Linked DNA regions of Homo sapiens: region 2 is linked to region 1. Evidence: read pairs that join two places in POLR2A ChIA-PET (ENCODE). Cell type or tissue: OCI-LY7. All regions are shown on one strand. Each heading gives the region's core, and the rest is flanking DNA. Links, peaks and the distances in the headings are about the cores only. Region 1 overlaps DENND1B (DENN domain containing 1B). Region 2 overlaps NEK7 (NIMA related kinase 7).

Region 1 (2,842 bases), core at 337-2,836:
TTTTTAGATTTGTAGAGCACTCCATATGAAACTAACAAGCTATTTTCCAGAATGTTCTGAAATGTGTTGTTCTCAAAAAAAAAAAAATCAATATAATGCCTCTGAAACAAGTCCAAATAGCAGTAGACCAGATAAAGATCACAATCTTACCAGAGGAGCTTTATCAAGTTATATTTTAAAAGCTAATGTCATTTCACACTGTTAACTAAAATTTAATTAACAACCTGTCTCTGAAGATACTTATCTAAGCTATTCAGGATAAATGAAAACATTTAGACTTACCTATGAAAAATGAACAAGAGAAGCATGCCAAATACCTTAACATAATGTCACCAATCTTAGTATAAACCAAATTTACTCTAAATACATTTTCTATTTGATCAGTCAACAAAAAATTATATATTCTAAAAGTTCTTTAACAAAAGCATTTTAATTGATTTCTCAACATCTATTCATTGCCAATTTAAATAAATCAATCACAATAGTCTTGCCACCAACCCCTTTACCTCTACCCCACCAATGATAATTTCAGGAGTGGTCAGGTGCATGCCAACTTAGGCTACCAGGATCTAAGGAAAGGCTTTCTAGGGGATTTGAAAAAAGAAACTTTCTGGCTCTAAATAGAGACATGTAAAGCCAGTGTCTGTCACCCCCAGAGTCACAAACAAAAAAGCAGAGTTCCAACTTCCACTGACAGTCTTATAACCGCAAGAAATCTAAGCCCTCCAATGACACCATTACTGTGAGTGGCAGAAATGAGAAGCAGAAAGCACCTGGATGTTTGACGACTTCTTGTATGAACTATATCGATGTTTGACGACTTCTTGTATGAACTATATCAAGTTTCTCTAGTTTCTCTATTATTTAAACCAATCTTATGTTTGTACTCCAAAGCATCCTAATTTATACATTTTGTTTTCCAATCTATTACTATTTAAGAATTTCACCCATGATCATTTAATGTTAGCAAAAAAAAAATTATCGTACCTTAAACAAGCTGATAATGCACATATCAGAGCCTCATTAAAACAAATAGGTACTAACAGTTAAATATGAGGATTCCAATAACTTTTAAAATATTTTTCATATATTTTTCTATTTAAGATTTAGCTGTAAAGTAGAACATTGATAAAATATTACAGAAACATAAATCTCTCAATTTGGCAAAAAAATTTACTTTTATAGCCCTCTTATAGTTATTGATTTTATTATTTATAGCTACTAATTTATCATTTGTTATTTATTATAGTTACTGATTATAGTTATTACTTGTTAGATCCTAAAATATTAGCCATATTCATACTATTTAAGTCATAATAAAAGAAGAAAGGTTACTGCTGCTTACATGGCTGAGTTTAGTTTTTTAAAATATCTTTAGAATTTTCTGCCATTTAGCCATATAGAATGGATTATTTGCAACCTACAAAGAAGCCAACATTATTTACTTTAACCATTTATCATATTTACAACTTTACCAGGCTAGATATAAACTGTTAAAATACAAATGAAGATGTTTCTAAAAAGTAGTGATTTAAATAACAACAGCAAAAAGACAAGGTGTAATATTAAAGCAGGGCAGAAGTAGAAGATACAAACTGGAATAACTAGCTCATGAAAAGTGGAAAAGAGCAAAAAGAGGAAGAAGGGAGTAAACCACTCAAAAGCCTTTATAAGAAGACCACAATCTCTCTGACACATGCATAGATTGGGTGTTATATAAGGCAAATTGATCTTTTAACAAGATCACTTTAATACACATTTAAAATTAGAGAATCCATATTTTCCAAGTGAAATTAGCCTGTTGTGTGTGTGTGTGTGTATATATATCTATAAATATATATAAAAATATATATCTATAAATATATATCTATAAATATATATCTATAAATATACATATCTATAAATATATATCTATAAATATATAAATATATATCTATAAATATATATAAATATATATATCTATAAATATATATAAATATATATCTATAAATATATAAATATATATCTATAAATATATATATAAATATATATGTAAATATATATCTATAAATATATATAAATATATATCTATAAATATATATCTATAAATATATGTATCTATAAATATATCTATATATCTATATAGATTTTTTTTTTTTTTTGAGACAGAGTCTCACTTGGTCACCAAGGCTGGAGTGTGGTGGTGCTATCTCGGCGCACTGCAACCTCCACAACCCCAGTTCAACTGATTCTCGTGCCTCAGCCTCCCCAGTAGCTGGGATCACAGGCATAGGCCACCATGCCTGCATAATTTTGGTATTTTTAGTAGAGATGGGGTTTCACCATATTGGTCAGGCTGGTCTCGAACTCCTGGCCTCAGATGATCTGTCCACCTCGGCCTCCAAAAGTGCTGGGATTATAGGCGTGAGCCACCGTGCCACGCCTTTACAAGCAATATCAGATGAGCGTTACTTCACGCACCTTCGGTAATGTTGTGGTAGATATTTTTTAGATTAACTTATATCATAAACCACTATAGAATAGAATTAAATTGGAGCTGAAAACATAATGTATCCATTTGAGTATCCATTCTACCTAATATATCCATTCTTCAAAGAGGACCCGGTTGGGGCTCAAAATAATGCAAATGGACAAACTTTACTACATACAGGACAATAAAAGATAACTTCATCAACTAGAAAAGGCTCCCTACAACCTAGGATCACTCCTTGCCAATAGACAAACCTGACCACAGCTGCAGTTCAGATAGACCAGGAGTACAGTAGTAGGGCTGGTGGAGCCAACAATATGTGACTTCATACTAAAATTAGCCATGCCCATTTCACCACAACTGGGTTGGGCT
Region 2 (2,842 bases), core at 32-2,531, 460 kb after region 1:
TGAATTGGAGGAAACCCAGCTGGTGTCCACTGCAGAACTGATTATTTGCTTGATGTGTGGAGAGAAACCTTTACACATTTGGTCACAGAAGTCTTATTGTGATTGTTGTATGAAAGCAGAGGAAAAACACAGTTTGTGGCTTTTTTCACTCTTTTTAAGTTTACATTCAATATGAGAAATTTATTCAGAATTTTATATCTGAGCAGAGTCTCCTTGACCTTCTTTATGGGATACTGTAGAAATGAGTTCTTTATGTAGATTTTTAGAGTAAAACACTTTAAGTTTCTTTGAGTTTTATGTTTCTTTTTTCATTGTTTTATTTGCTTAGACATTGTCACGTATCAGTAGCTATAGCAAAACCACTTTATTATAACCTAGTACAGAATTTCTCAAAATGTCTTCTTTGGATCAGTCAGACTGTGGGATATTTTAAAATGTCACACAAAGAAAGCAAAGCAAAGAAACGAAACTTAAGAAACTTTTACTAATTGCAGGCCTGCTTGGATCTTTTACTGTGCTATTCACTATGACTCTTCAAGAGAGATTCATATAAAAAATGTTATTTCATAGGGGTCTTTGACCAGGAAACTTTTTCTTTTCTTTACGGAATATCTTGTGAAACTGTCTGTGGGACACCGGGTATGAAATGTTGATTTTAATATTGGATTTCATGCTAAAAGGTATTTGGATTCACTTCTAGGATTATCCTTCATCCTCCTCCCGACCTTGAATCCAATACTGCATAAACATGATTATTTATCATGACCAAGTGGGGTTCATCCCACAAATGAATATTGCTTTAATATTCAAAATTGAATCAATATAATTCAACATTTTAACAGATTAAAAAAGAAAAAACATGTAATCATTTCAAGATACACAAATTTTTTAATAAAAATCTAACATCTATTCTTTGTAAAAACTTCCAGCAAACAATAGAAGGGAATTATCAACCTGATAAATCAGGGCATCTATAAAAAATGTATAGCTAACATAATACTTATTGGTGACAGATTTAATACGTTTTTCCTAAGATTAGGAAAAAGGAAAGGATGTCTGCTCTCTACTTCTATTCATTGTACTGGATGTTCTATCTATTGTAGTAAGGCAAAAAAACTACAGAAAAGCTACTTGGACTAATAAGGAAGTTTAGGAATTTTGCAAGATACAGGGTCAATATACAAAAAACGTTTTATTCCTATATACTAACAATCAGAAAATTGAATTAAAAAACCCCACCATTTACAGTAGTATCAAAAAATATAAAACACTTAGGAAATAATCTGAAAAAAGATGTGAAAGACCAGTATAATGAAACTGGAAGCCATTATTGAAAGAAACTTAAATGAGATAGTCTGTGTTCATGGGTTTGAAGACCCCATATTATTAAGATGTCAATTCTCCCCAAATTGATCTTTAAGGTCAACGTAATCCCAATCAAAATCCCAGCAGTGTTTTTTTAGAAAATCGAAATAGGCTGATCGATTTTACAATTCGTATTAAAATCAGACACGTAATTAAGTAAATATCAAGACTTTATAATAAGCTATAGTAATTAATACTGTAGTTTTATATAGAGTAGTAATAGTACAGTGTAGTAGGTACACTGTAGGGCAGTAGTACACTGTATAGTGTACTATTGTTGTTAGTGCAAATAAATAGCCAGTGCAACAGCAAGGAAAGTGCAGATACCTATATGTGTGTGTGTATATACGTGTATGTGTGTGTGTATATATATATATATATATATATATATATATATATAAAAACACATGATCATTTGGTATATGACAAAGATGACCATAGCAGCAGTGCAGTGTGGTAAAGGATAATTTTTTCAATATATCATTTGAGGTCAGTTGGATATCCATAAAGAAAAACAAAGATTGACTTTGCCTTATATCATAAAAAAACTTAATTCCAGATGGTTTGTAGATCTAAATATTAAAGGTTAAAAAATAAAGCTTACATTAGAAAATAATATGAGCACTTAGAGTAGAAAAATAATTCATACATAGTACACAAAGCATTAATCATAAAGAAAAAGTTTAAATACTTAGACCACATTAAAATTATGAATTTCTATTCATTAGTTCATGGAAAGATACCATTGGGAAGGTTTTAGAAAGACAAGTCACAGGGTAGAGGAAGAAATTTGTAATACAAATGAACCATGCCCAGAATATTTGTATTGGTTTTTAAAGAGTATGATGAAGTGAAGATGTGTTTTAGTTGTTCCATCAGTTAATCCCATTTAAAAGGGAAGCTAGTTTTTTGAGTCTTAGATTTTGGTCATAAAATAATATTTATAGAGAACCTAGAAACACGTGGTGTTGAGTAGAATCAGTGCAAATGTAGTTCCTGGAGTGTAAGGGCTGTGTGTCATTAAATATTTCAATTTTTGAGTCTTGTGCAATGCCTGACATGCAATTACCTTCAGCCTATGTATACTGAATTAATGGATGAAATGCTTTATAATTACAAAGTATGCGTAAAAGAGTAGACACTCATATGACGACTGGCCTTTTAAGTTTAAATTTAAAAAATCACAGTAAGCAGTTGGATAAAAGAAAGTACTAACATTTTTAGACTATAAAGATAAGGTGCATTTTAGGGATGTAAAACATTGAGCATAATTTTAGGGAGCTTACTCTGTTACTTAGCTTCTCATAGTGGCAGGGTAGAGGAAAGTATCTTTGATCTAAAAGGCAGAATGCAGAAGAAGGAATTTCATCTCAGGAAACAGGATTTTCTAAGCAAATAATGCTTTTGGAGAAGTGGAAATGGTTGAGACAGTGAATATTTGTGGGAGCTAACTAGAGCTTGGATTTAGCAAATGGCA

Evidence for each region. ChIA-PET counts read pairs that join two places held together with the same protein. Peaks named below come from ENCODE experiments on the same cell type or tissue, not always from the same donor. Only the 100,000 strongest peaks of a DNase experiment are listed, where the experiment ranks them.
Region 2: POLR2A ChIA-PET joins it to region 1 with 5 read pairs; 2 of 35 experiments call an interaction of 5 or more read pairs at or near these places.

Annotation. Positions count from the first base shown.
Region 1 is chr1:197,768,789-197,771,630 of GRCh38, forward strand. The region is part of intron 2 of DENND1B (DENN domain containing 1B); the gene reads right to left. Among named protein-coding and RNA genes, the nearest start is that of DENND1B, 5.3 kb to the right of the region's middle. In OCI-LY7, for the core only: no CTCF peak of the experiment used is centred there; a DNase peak (open chromatin) is centred at 1,693.
Region 2 is chr1:198,229,573-198,232,414 of GRCh38, forward strand. The region is part of intron 1 of NEK7 (NIMA related kinase 7); the gene reads left to right. Among named protein-coding and RNA genes, the nearest start is that of NEK7, 74 kb to the left of the region's middle. In OCI-LY7, for the core only: no CTCF peak of the experiment used is centred there; no DNase peak of the experiment used is centred there.